Regions from separate parts of the Homo sapiens genome. Here regions 1 and 3 are each linked to region 2. A link is a contact called in ENCODE Hi-C or POLR2A ChIA-PET data. All regions are on one chromosome and are shown on one strand. Each heading gives the region's core, a stretch centred on a gene start or an enhancer-like site at or near the end of the contact. The rest is flanking DNA. Distances are from core to core; before and after follow the strand shown. Region 1 overlaps PLCL2UT (PLCL2 upstream transcript). Region 2 holds the start of PLCL2 (phospholipase C like 2). Region 3 holds the start of PLCL2UT (PLCL2 upstream transcript).

Region 1 (3,916 bases), core at 363-2,862, 140 kb after region 2:
GTATCAAAATATCACATGTACCTCCAAAATATGTACAACTATTATATATCAATTTAAAAATTACATTAAAACATGTAAAACTAATTAACATATTATCTAAAAATACAAACACATGATTAAACTATCACAAAAGAAGGGAAATTAAGCACAGGAAAAGATGCTCAGTATCATTAGTCATTAGGGAAATGTAAATGAAAACCACAGTGAGTCACCATTTCATACCCACTAGGATGGCTATAATCAAAAAGACAGATAATACAAAGGGTTGATAAGGATGTGGAGAAACTGGAACCCTCATACTTCTACTGGAAATGTAAAATGCTGTCATCACTTTGGAAAACAGTCTGGCAAAGTGTGAAACACTCTGAAAGACAGTTACTCAAAAGTTTAAATACAGAGTTACCATATAACCCAGCAATTCCACTCCAAGGTATTGAAATACTCCAAAAGAACTGAAAATGTAAGACTACACAAACTTGTACTTGAATGTTCATAACAGCATTATTCATAATAGTCAAAAATGTAAACAACCTAAATGTCCATCAACAGACAAATGAACAAATAAAATGTGATGTATTCACACAATGGAATATTACTCAGTAATAAAAAGGAATGGCATATTGATACAGTCTGCAACATAGATGACCCTTGAAAACATGTTAAGTGAAGGAGCCAGACACAAAAGACCACATATTCTATAATTTTATTTCTATGAAATACCCCAAATAGGAAATCTAAATAGAAATAAAATTGATTAGTGATTGCCTAGGGTGGGAGTTAGGGGAAAGGGGAGAATGAATATAACTGCTAAGAAGTACAGGGTTTCTTTAGGGGATAATGAAAATGTTTTAAAATGTATTGTAGTGATGGTTGTACAACTCTGTTAATGTACAAAAAACATTAATTATATACTTTAAATGGGTCCATTGTATGATATGTGAATGATATTGCAAAAAAAGCTGTTATAAAAGATAAAATAAGGGCATGGGAGTACAAACAAAAATTTATAATAATGGTTACCTTTGAGAGGGAGAGAATGGAATAGAATTAGGGAGGAACCCACAGAACATTTCACAGTAAGATGCTTTTTATTAAACTAGATGATGGCACACATTGGTATGCTATATCATAATCTAATAACATAGACATATGTTATTAAATAATTAAAATTATTTTAATGGCTAAGAAGCATATGAAAAAGTTTAACCCCTCAAATATTAATAAGACAACAATCACATTGTTATTTTTAAACCTGTGAAATTACTAAGTGTTTGCATTTGTGTGGTGAAACACATGATCTTATACACTGCTGGTGGGGGGGGTGTTGGACATTGGTAGAAGCTGTCTGGGGAACAAATCTCACAACATGTACCATGAACCTTAAAATATGCATACTCTTTCATCTGGCATTTCTATTTCTGGGAGTATATTTATATCCTTCTCCCTCTGAATCTGGGAAGGCCCCGTGACTTGCTTTGACTGACAAGGTGAAGCAGAAGTAAGGCACTGGGACTTCCAGGCCTAGGCCTTAAGAGGACTGTCTGGGAATTTCCACTCTCTACATCCTGGAAGCTGGTCACCACGCTATAAATAAGCTCAGGCTACACTGCGGAATGATGAAAAGCCACACGGAGAGAGGCCCAGGAGGAGAAGAGACTGTCTTGGATGGGACAGCCCCAGCCACTCATCAGCTGAATGCAGCTCCATGAGCAACCTCAACTATACCACAAGGAGCAGAACTTCCCAGCTGAGCCCAGCCAGCCCACAGAATAGTGAGAAATGAATCATTGTCTTTGTTTTAAGCCACTAAGTTTGGGGGTGATTTGCAATGCAACAACAGAGCTAAACAATATCCTAAAGACATAATGAGAGATGTGAACAAATATTTATGGACAAGGCTGCACATAAGTGTTACAGGCAATAATAAAAAATTAGAATGTATCTAAATGCCTGTGTTGGCATCTATTGTTTCTTTGTCTACTCAGCATCATTTCTATTTTGTAACAGAATCCAGAATTTAAGAAAACCTCCCTCCTCATTTTCAGTCAATGTGGTTCCAATGAGGTTTTTCCCTACCCAGGAGTGAACATATGACTCAGACTTGGCAAAAGACCCCTTGGGGTTAGTTCAAGGATGGGCCATGACTCACGCAATGTGGTCACAATCAGAGTGAATCCAAGACTTGCTCAGGAGTTGTAGGAAAGTGTTCTTTCTTTTTAGACTGTTCGTAGCCAGAATGATTGAAGATGAGAGTTTCTAAGGTTGAGAATTAAGTGAACACCACAGAAGGTAGAACTGGGGGATGCAGAGAACCATGTCTACATGACATTTTTTAGTCCCTACATCAAGCTATACCCTGGACTTTCGGGTATTTAAGCCAGTATGAGTCCTTTGGCTTAATCCAGTTAAGTTGGGTTTTCTGTCTCTTGCAATCAAGATTCCTAACCAGTATAAGGTCTGTCTAAGTCAGGGAAAGTTTGTTTGCAAAGGAAAAGACATTCACCCAAACTAATTCCAGAAAACCAGGGAAAGTAAAGGAAGCAGAGATTCTTATGGAATTCACGAGAATTAGAAATTTAACAAACTGCAAATCTCTCCATTTTTTGTAGTTTCTATTTTAAATGTGTCTGCATCCTTTTTTTCTGCTTTATAGCTGGTTCTTCTGTCCTTTTAATACAGAAATTATCATAATAATCTCAGTTATTATGATAACCAGATGTTGTAAACCAGATGGTTCATAAAGTCAAAAAAAATTATGGAACCCAGACTTTATGTTACCTTTAAACTTGTTTCCCACACATCTAGATCACATAGTATCAGTATCCCAGTGCTAAATTCCCAGAGTAAAGATCTGATGGGCCCAGCTTTGGCCAAGTGTCTACCATGTCCAAAATCAATATTTATGATGTCTCTAGGGGTTCTCTTTTTTGAAGCTGTGAGCTGAACATGTTTTCTAAAGAAAGATGTGGTCAAGGAGTAAATTATCTGCATTTCTAGAACACCACAAAACAAAGGAGGAATAAGTAAGCAAATGGTGATGCAGTATGTAACTTATGCAGTCACCCAAAACATGTTTTCAAAAAGCACTTAACATTATTCAACAAATGATGCAGGGACAACGGGATTGCCACATGCAAAGGAATGGAGTTGGACTCACCTCATGCCATGTACAAAAATCAACTGCAAATGGATCAAAGAGCTAAATATAACAGTTAAAACTATAAAACTCTTAGAAGAAAACTTAGTTGTACATCTCCATGACCTTAGATTTGGCAATGATTTCTTAGATGTGAGACCAAATGATAAGCAACAAAAGAAAAAATAGGTAAGTTGGGCTTCATAAAATTAAAAGCTTTTGTGTATCAAAGCACACTGTCAAGAGAGTGAAAAGACAGCCCATAGAATAGGAGAAAATATTTATAAATCCTATATCTGATAAGGGTTTAATGTCCAGAATAGGTAAATGATTTATATAACTCAACAGCAACAACAAAACCACCCAATTTTAAAAAAGGCAAAAGACTTGAATTGACATTGCTCTAAAGAAGATATACAAATGGCCAACAAACACATGGAAAGACATTCAATGCCATTAGTGGTTACGAAAATGCAAATTAAAACCACAAAGAGTTATCATGTCATCTCTACCAAGATAACTATATTCAAAAACGTAGACAATAACAAGTGTTGGAAAGGATGTGGAGAAATTGGAACACTCACACATTGCTAGTGGAAATGTAAAATGGTGGACTCACTGTAGAAAACAATTTGGCATTTCTTCAATAAGTTAAACATAGAATTACCAGATGATTCAGCAATTCTGCTCCTAGCCGTATATCTAAAAGAATTGAAAACAGATGTTCAGACAAAAACTTACACATAAATGTTCACAGCAGCAGTATCCACAATAGTCAAA
Region 2 (4,306 bases), core at 52-2,551:
TGCCTAAGGCTCTGCTCTTCTTAGCTCATCAACTATTTTTTTTTGCACTTCATGTCATGAAAAATATTTTTACATTGCGAACCAAAATGTAACATTAGAATGAAACTAACACAAACTCGGGAGTTCCTAATATTACTTCTTGAGTTTAAAATGCTCAAAACAATCGCTGGCTTTCTTCCGCTAACACTGTGCAAGCAAAACCAAGCAAACTGCCCAAAAGAACTTCCACAGTACTCGAGGCCTGCCTACTGCAGCAAGGAAAAAGATTAAATCGTGTGGAACTGTAATCTCTGAGCTTTTGAGCCTAAGAAAGCGGAAATCTGCATTTATGTTCAGAAATCTACTCTATTTTTCTTTGTGACTGAGTGACCGGATATTAGGAGATTTTGCACCCTCGAAGTGTAAACATTTGTAAGAGCCAACTAACTGTATACGGATCAGAAGAACCCTATTAAATAATCTCTGTTCACCCTCTGTTCGCCGCCTGGGATTTTTAAGAAAATGTTCTCACATTTCACATAATCCCTATCTGTGTTTAAGATACAATAGAAATCTTACAGGGAGTCTGTTAACCAGACTAGGCTACACATAAGAGTATGCCCTACCCCGGCAGGTACAAGGCCCTAATGCCAGACCAATCCTGGAAGAGGTGACAGCCCCAAGTTCAACTGAGGATGTCTGAGCACAGCTCCCCCTGCACATTAGGGATCACCTCTCCATTCTTTCCACATGCCATTTGCATCCAATCCCCGCTCAACCACCCCAAGCACCCATGCTCCAGTGGTTCCTGTTAGCAGTGGGCTTCCTCCTTCCACCACCACTCCCCCAGGGAGAAAATAGAATCCAAGGACGGCTGAGGGTGGGCGATGAGCGCCCTTCTCCCACCTACCTTGATGATGCTGCTCCGGCGGGGCAGGCCGCCCGGCTTGCTCTCCCGGGGGAGGGTACAGACGACCGCGCTGGGGGTCGGGGCGAGCGCAACGCCGCGGGGTCCCCTGGTAGGGCTAGCCCGGGCTTCGTCCCCGGACACGCCGAGGCTGCAGTCTCCGTTGGAAACCCCGCCGCTGTCATAGCGCGCCCGCCCGTGGCCGAGGCGACCTCCCCCGCCACCGCCTTCCCCCACTCCGGCTTTCAGGGCGCCCTTGGCGCCGAGGGCCGGGCCCGGGGAGGTGGGCAGGGCCCCGCCGGCGGCGCCCCCCCGGCCGCACTCCGCCATGGGCGCCCCGCGACCCGCCTGCACAAAGCCGCGTCCTCGCGTCCCCGCGTCCCCGCCGCCGCCTCGGGCCGCCGCGCGCGGCCCCTCCTCCTCTCCTCCCGCCGCCGCCTCGGCCGCTTCTTCCGCTTTTTTTTTTTTTTAATTTAGATGTGATGTTTGTTTCGAGCTCTCGCCTTGCGCACGGTTAAAGTCGCGGCGGCAGAATTATCGGAAGATTCCTGCAGGGGAAAGAAGAGAGAGACGAGTCAGCTCCGGCGCCGGCGGAGCCCCGGCTCTCGGCACCTGGGGAAGGAAAACACGCCCCAACACACGCGCCTCTGCGGGCGCCAAAAATAACCCGCGCGGGCCGGGCGCCCACCCCGGGGCAACCCGCGCCCACCTCAGGGGCCCCAGGCACCCACCCCGAGGTAACGGGGCGCCCACGTCAGGGGCTCGGGGCGCGCTTCCCCGGGGCTCAGAGCAACTGGGGTCGGAGCACCCGCCACGCAGGAAAAGGCGCCCACCTCCGGCGAAGGGCGAGGGGAAGTGGCGGCCGCCCCGACACTCTCTGGACACGCGGAGGCGGCTCCCGAGGATCTCCCGGCCCCGGGCGGGCGGGGGGCGACGCGTGGGTCTCTCCGGACCCTAACTCCCCAGAGGCTGCCGCGTGCCGAGCTCTGTCACGTCCCCTCAGAGCCCCGTTAAGGCCCGCGGCGCCGAGAGGAAGCCCACGGCGGGCAGGGGCGGCCGGGTATGACAATCGCCGTGCGGCCCCGGGGCAGCTCCCGGAGGGGGCAGCCCAGACCCACCCCACCCGCCGGCTGCTGTCTCCTCCCGAGCTCGGCGCTGCCCCCTACAGGCCGCGTGGTCCCTCCTCGGTCGCCCCCTGACCCACCATGAGCCGCCTAGCTCCCTGTCGAGATTGCCGCCGTCGCGGCTGCTGTCACCGAGGCCGGGTCATCGGGCCGCGGGGACCTCAAAGCCGAGTGGACGGGAGCCCCAAGTCATTGCCTATCCTTCGCCTCCCCAGAGCTGCTGCAACTGTCAGTCACCCACCCGGAACCCCGAGGGGCAACTACCAAGTAGGCCTCGGGGCCCGGAACAAGGGTCCCGGGGCTCAGGATCTCGGCCGCTGCGCCTCACTCCTGCCCCAGCCCCGCGCACGGAACTCGTTTCCTTCCCACCCAGTTCGGGACACTCCTCTCTGACTTCCCCAGTAGGTCAGACTCATTTCATACACTGGGACCAATTCCTTTCCCTTGGGCTCCTGATTGATTCAACTAGTTGGAAGGATGCTGAGGCAGGGGTGAAGGCTGGGGTGGCTGGCAGGCTATGAGGGGCAGAGGACATCAGCAGAGCCTATTTCGTGCCCTCTGAGTCTCCACACACAGATTTATCATTGAGACCTTCCCGATTCCCCTACCAGGGATGCCGGCTGGCCCTGCCGGCCTGCGGGGCCCAGCCTAAGTCAGGCTCATCTTTTGGGACAGGATCTCACTTGCAGCGCTACAGCCAGTCCCTCTTCTGGTTCTCACGCACCCACTTAAGGCGGAGTGACTGGCCTAAAAGTCCAAGCTGATCGTGTGGCTTCCGTTCGTAAATATCTCCCCTGGATCTCCCTCCCTGGAGCCAGACAAGACTCAAAACTCCGAAGGGTGAGACCCCAGACCTTCCACCGCCACCCCACGCCCCAGGCCTGGGCCCACCCACCTCTCCATCCCAGGCTCCGTGGGCTCCAGCTTCCTACCCTCTCTGGCACCCCAGCCCTTCCCCAACTCGTGTGCTTTCATTTCCAGGAATGCAGTCCCCGCAGGGCGCAAAGGAGAAACTAATAGTCCAGAGGCGGGGTGAACTTAAAGACCTGGCTTTCATTAGCGTGGTGTTGTAACAGACTGCCAAGGAGCCTCTGAGGAAATGGATTTACGTACATATACATACTCGCCCTTGCCCCTGAAGCAACATCAAATACTTTCATGTTATTCTTGGGGGCGTTTTAATTCTTCCGATCCTCTGAATTCGTGTTTTTGTACATCTCTTTCCAACCTGGGCCTACACACTAACAGAAATAGTTTTTTACATCGAAGGACAATGCTTAGTGTTTTATTCAGTCTCAGCTCTTTTCTTTCTTTTTTCTCGTTGTGTTTCAAAATGTTTATTTTTTCTGTCTTGTGATAGTTTTGGAGGAAAAATATTGAAATAATTCAAATCAGGCTCTTAACTCTGCTTTATTAAATTTATAGTCATAGTAGCCTGTGAGTATGCTTCGGGGGAGGAAAAAAGAATGCTGGGGTCTTTATTCTTCAAGTTCTCTAAGTTTGATATTTTGAATAAACACCCAGAGGTGTCTCTGCCTTTTGTGTGTTAGTATCTAATCTTTCCTGCATTTACGAGTCACTAGTAAAATGCTATGAAAGCCATAGATCCCATGGCTCTCACTGTGATTTTCCTGGGCTGAGTAGGGACTTAGTGATGTTTAACCCCCAGTATGCTTTTTATAGAAGCACCAGCTGATTCACCAGTGCCCTCCAAAGTGAGCACCTATCCATCTCACTCTGGACTCCCAACAGGTCATACCAGGGAGCTTCGTTGAAATAGACTTGGCATTTAAATTAAAATGTTTCCCAAAGCATCTTGGCAGACCTGTAACTAATGATGCCAGAGGCCCAAGGCCTGTGCCAGGTTCCCTTTTATTCCCATAAGTGCTTGTCTCCCACAAGCCACTGGTCACACGCCTGCTGATGTTATAGAAGCACTTCTTCATCCCACAAACAGCCCAACTGTAGGTACCCTATCTCAGACATGGTGAAGGGAAGCAGCATGTTCCTCTGACATGTGCGATGCTTGGCTCCCAACAGGCTTTTTATAATAAGCTAAACTCAGATTTTTTCATCACAAATAGCGTAGTAAGTAATTGTTTTTCCTCATTCCTGCTTGTCTCTCTGCAGTCACTAAGTGGTTGCTGTCCATTCCTCATATTCCACAAGCAATATTATTGAAGAAATTGTAAATATTTTGCCAAAATTCTTGCTGAAGTGTTTTCATGGCATTGTGAAATTCGTAGTAGTTGGAGTTAGAAAAAGAGCCAAAATATCATAGTCATTCCTCAGCGAA
Region 3 (4,158 bases), core at 444-2,943, 160 kb after region 2:
CCCACTAGGCAGAGGTTTCTTAGATACATCACCAAAAGTACAAGTGACAAAGGCAAAAATAGATAAATGGGACTTGACCAAAATGTAAAATATTTGTGTCTTAAAGGACACTATCAAGAAAGTGAAAAACAACCTACAAAATGGGTGATAATATTTGTACTTTTTTTTAGTATTTATAATGAATTTTTAAAATTTAATCTTTATTGGTTTAACTATAAAATTAATATTGCTCATTCTAAAATATCACATTTTAGGAGTTTATAACCCACCAAAAGGGAATCCAATAGTAACTTCCTATAAGAAAGCTACTCTTAACAATTTGGGGCAATATTCACAGAAATAACATTTTTACAAAAAATTTAAACTTTAAACACTGCTTTACAACTTGTTGTTTTCCCTTAATTTATATCAAGGCCACATTCTGTGTCAGTAGTTACATTGCTATTTCGTATTATACTATATGAATTTACAATTATTTACTGCTTCTCTATGAATGCACACTGGGGTTGTTTCCATTTTTTCTTTATTAAAAACAGTGCATCAGTGGGCATCCTTCATATGTAATTTTGATTGAAGTTACACATGAATAAAAGTCAGAGCTAACTGTGTAGATGTCTTTTCAAGTACTTCAGTGGATATCTGCTGTTTTGACCTGCCCAGTTAATTCTCTCATCTTCCTGTAACACATCCCATTTTCCTTTGGAGAATTGCCTCCCATATTCCATGCAGTTCTTAATGGGGCTGCAAATCAGAGTACCCTGCTACTCTGGCCATAGTAATTAGTGCAATAGGAGAGCCTGTGACCCAACCGAGTAATCAGATCCCTTCTCTGGGATTTAACATACGAATCCTAGCAAAGAAAAGCTCTTTCTTTACTTGGAGATGGTTCCTGGAAACATAGGAGCCTAGAGCTCTGTAGCCAGACTATCCCTTCCTTACTGCCTGAAGGGATCCCACTTAGAGTCAGAAAAATAAAATAGGTAAGAATGAGACTATTGCACAGAGGAAAACAGGTATGATCAAGAATGAGCTAATGACATTCACATTACTGAATCCAGTCCTAACCGAAGCAGTATCCACTCCTAGACTTCCCAGTTACTATATATAACAAATTCTCTTTTCTGTAGTTGGGTTTCTGTCTTTCATACAATAGTCCTCCCTTATCTGTGTGGTTTTGCTTTCCACGGTTTCAGTTACCCACGTTCAATAGCAGTCTGAAAATAGATGAGTACACTGCAATAAGATATTTTGAGAGAGAGAGAAAGCATGTTCAGATAACTTTTATTACAGTATATTGTTTTAATTGGTCCATTTTATTACTAGTTATTGTTGTTAACCTCTTACTGTGCCTAATTTATAAATTAAACTTTATCATAGACACATATGTATAGAAAAAAACAGTATATATTAAATTCGATACTACCTTCAGTTACATGCATCCATTGGGAGTCTTGGAATGTATTCCCTGTGAATAAGCGGGGACCACCGCAATGGAAAGCCTCACTAGTCATTACATTATTCAGCATCTTTTTACATCTGATGTCAGACTAGAAGTCTGGATGTGGCAGAATTCTAGTTGGTGCTAAAAGAGAAAGGCCCCATCTACTAACATACATGCAGTCAGCACAAACCACATAATCCCTAAGCACCTAGTGGCTGTTTGGCTGTACTGGCTCCTTGGTTTCCTAGCAACCAAGCTCCTTTCTTCTTCACACACTCACACCTTTTGTGACATTGCCTTCTCAAGGCTGCCCTTAATGTGAATGTTTGGGAGGTAGAAAAGGAAAAGGCAAGGAAATATACACAATATAATTTGCTCCAGGACTGGAGACTTGAGAACATATGCTAGAGGTGGCCTAGCTTACAGATTCAGAAAATTCACTGGCAGACTGAAAATAGCAAGAAGCCGGGCACAGTAGCCTGGGTCTGTAATCCCAGCTACTCATAGGCCAAGGTGGGAGGATTGCTTGAGGTTAAAAGTTTAAGACCAGCCTAAGAAACATAGCAAGACCCTGCCTCTAAAATTAAAAAAAAATTAAAAAAAAAAAAAAGTTGGTCATGGTAGTGTGTGCCTGTAGTCCCGGCTACTTAGGAGGTTGAAGTGGGAGGATCACTTGAGCCCAGGAGTTCCTGGGTGCAGTAAGCCATGCTTGCACTATTGTACTCCAGCCTGGGTAACAGACAGAGACCTGTCTCTAAATAAATAATCAGTTAAGTAAAGCAAGAGATTTTGCTTTGGTGTTAACATTCTTGCCTGCTTATACCTAATTATTTTTGTTAAAAAAATTAGTATGTATATTATTCAGTTAGGGCTACCACAACAAAATACTATAGATTAAGTGGCTTAAACCACAGAAATTTATTTATGCACAGTTCTGGAGGCTAGAAGTCCAAGATCAAGGTTCTAGTCAATTTGGTTTCTGGTGGAGTCTTTATTCCTGGCTTGCAGATGACCACCTTCTCACTATGCCCTCATATCACCTTTCTCCCATGTGTGCAGGGAACAGAGGGTGCACAGTCAAAGGATCTTTCCTCCCCTTCTTACAAGGTCACTAATCCCACCATGAGGGCCCCACCCTCATGACTTTATGTAACCCTAATTACCTCCCAAAGTCCCCATCTCTAAATAATATCACATTGGGAATTAGGGCTTTAGCATATAAATTTGGGGTGGGGGTACACAAACATTCAGTCCACAACAATACCTGAATATTAATAAAAGATGTTTTATATTCGTAATTCACATGATATTCACAACAGTGATGTGATAAGATAGGTTATATTGATAAAATTTTACATAATTGAAAAGTTAAGGGACACAGTCAGAAGACCAGAACAGCATTCCTCCCATCTGTGGACTAATTTATATTGTCTTCTGATCCCAGAGGCTTTCGATAATTTTCTCAGTCACAAGCAATGTCATATTAGGCACAACACTGCTAGAACTATGGTTTATTTGCTACTTTTTTTGGCAGCACACAAGGCCCTTTCCCTCAGTATTAGTTCCAATGCCGCATTATATAGAAATCAGTTAATAAATAGATGTTGTCATGAGGATGGCTACATAGGGTGCATAAATTTACAAGAGGAGAGCAACAGACTGAAATGTTAAAACTGATTTTATTTTCATTCAGTGGCATTGGATGCACTGGCAGCTCTGTCCATCCAGAGGCTCTCCAGAGTCTGCCTGGCCCTTGACCCCAGGCTCTCTCTCCTACCACATCAATCTATTTCTAAGAGTCTACTTCCAAATAGAACTGGAACCTGCTGCATGTCATCTTCTCTATTACCAACACCTGCAACAACATCTTAGTTGGTTTTTCTGTTTCTTCTCTGGGGTTGCCAAATAAAATACTGGACACTCAGTTAAACTTTAATTAGAGATAAACAATGGACAGGTTTTTTTTTAGTATAAACTGGGCACCATATATATATACATATATGTGTGTGTGTGTGTGTGTGTGTGTGTGTGTGTGTGTGTGTAAATACGTATTATATATGTATTTTTTCTAATTTTGGCAATTCTTCCTCTAGTTAATAGCTGTTTGAAAACGCAAAGCTGATTACTTCCCTCCCCTGCTTAAATTCTTCAAAATTGTGCCATTGCTCTTAGGAAAAAACTCAACTTCTTAACGTCAAAGCCTGCATGACCTAGTCCCCCCAGATAAGTTGGATTCTGGAGCCAAATTGCTTAGGGCTCATTTTATATATCTCACTCAAAGGAGCCTTCCTAACATCTCGATCCTAAAAAAAGTACCCTCCTATAATCCCTCATTGTGCCCTTTACTTTCCCGGCATGGCCCTTGTTGAGGAGGATGGATCACTTATTCCCCTTTCCCTGTGTTTCCAAATAGGGGGCCCTCCACTGGGGTAACACTCCTCACCTCTTGCCTTGCCCCTAGTGGAGGAGCAACCACTTCTCTTATTGGTGGGTTTGGGGAAAGAACTGGCCATGTGTGGCCTGGCCCTTCCCACTTGAAGAAATTGCTGGTCGGGACTCTTCTACACCTGCAAGTAGACTGACAGGACAGATCGGTTCCTGGGGCCTGGGATTATGCAGAGAAGGGTGATAAGTACAATTCAGCTGTAGCACATTAACAAGCCCAGTTGGTCAGACCTAAGCCATATTCTTCTTATTAGTAATGAAAGTGATAGTGT

Evidence for each region. A loop is a pair of places that touch in the nucleus more often than their neighbours do. ChIA-PET counts read pairs that join two places held with the same protein, here RNA polymerase II (POLR2A). Pooled maps may share reads with other maps.
Region 1: a loop to region 2 is called in a map of cardiac septum, with 12 times the contacts of the local background. The contact joins the enhancer-like site here to the promoter of PLCL2 in region 2. A Hi-C loop is called at or near these places in 3 of 168 maps with a recorded cell type or tissue (Right ventricle myocardium inferior, Right ventricle myocardium superior and cardiac septum) and 7 of 50 pooled maps. POLR2A ChIA-PET finds 5 or more read pairs at or near these places in 1 of 52 experiments (OCI-LY7).
Region 3: a loop to region 2 is called in a pooled map, with 2.2 times the contacts of the local background. The contact joins the promoter of PLCL2UT here to the promoter of PLCL2 in region 2. A Hi-C loop is called at or near these places in 1 of 50 pooled maps. POLR2A ChIA-PET finds 5 or more read pairs at or near these places in 2 of 52 experiments (OCI-LY7 and activated CD8-positive, alpha-beta memory T cell).

What each region holds. Positions count from the first base shown.
Region 1 is chr3:16,739,792-16,743,707 of GRCh38, reverse strand. The region is part of intron 1 of PLCL2UT (PLCL2 upstream transcript); the gene reads right to left. Among named protein-coding and RNA genes, the nearest start is that of PLCL2UT, 18 kb to the right of the region's middle. Within about 2 kb of position 1,612, at least 4 of the 41 ENCODE cell types and tissues checked have a DNase peak (open chromatin) inside an H3K27ac peak, as active enhancers do.
Region 2 is chr3:16,881,950-16,886,255 of GRCh38, reverse strand. It overlaps PLCL2 (phospholipase C like 2), which reads right to left and starts at 1,301. Exons shown (of 6, transcript NM_001144382.2): 1 at 890-1,301. The coding sequence starts at 1,216. It overlaps LOC105376972 (a long non-coding RNA gene), which reads left to right and starts at 1,914. Exons shown (of 3, transcript XR_002959616.2): 1 at 1,914-2,411; 2 at 2,686-2,850; 3 at 2,992-3,328. RefSeq lists enhancers at 451-950, 951-1,446, 2,449-3,157 and silencers at 939-1,268, 1,479-2,148.
Region 3 is chr3:16,721,701-16,725,858 of GRCh38, reverse strand. PLCL2UT (PLCL2 upstream transcript) reads right to left here and starts at 1,693. Exons shown (of 6, transcript NR_199590.1): 1 at 1,424-1,693.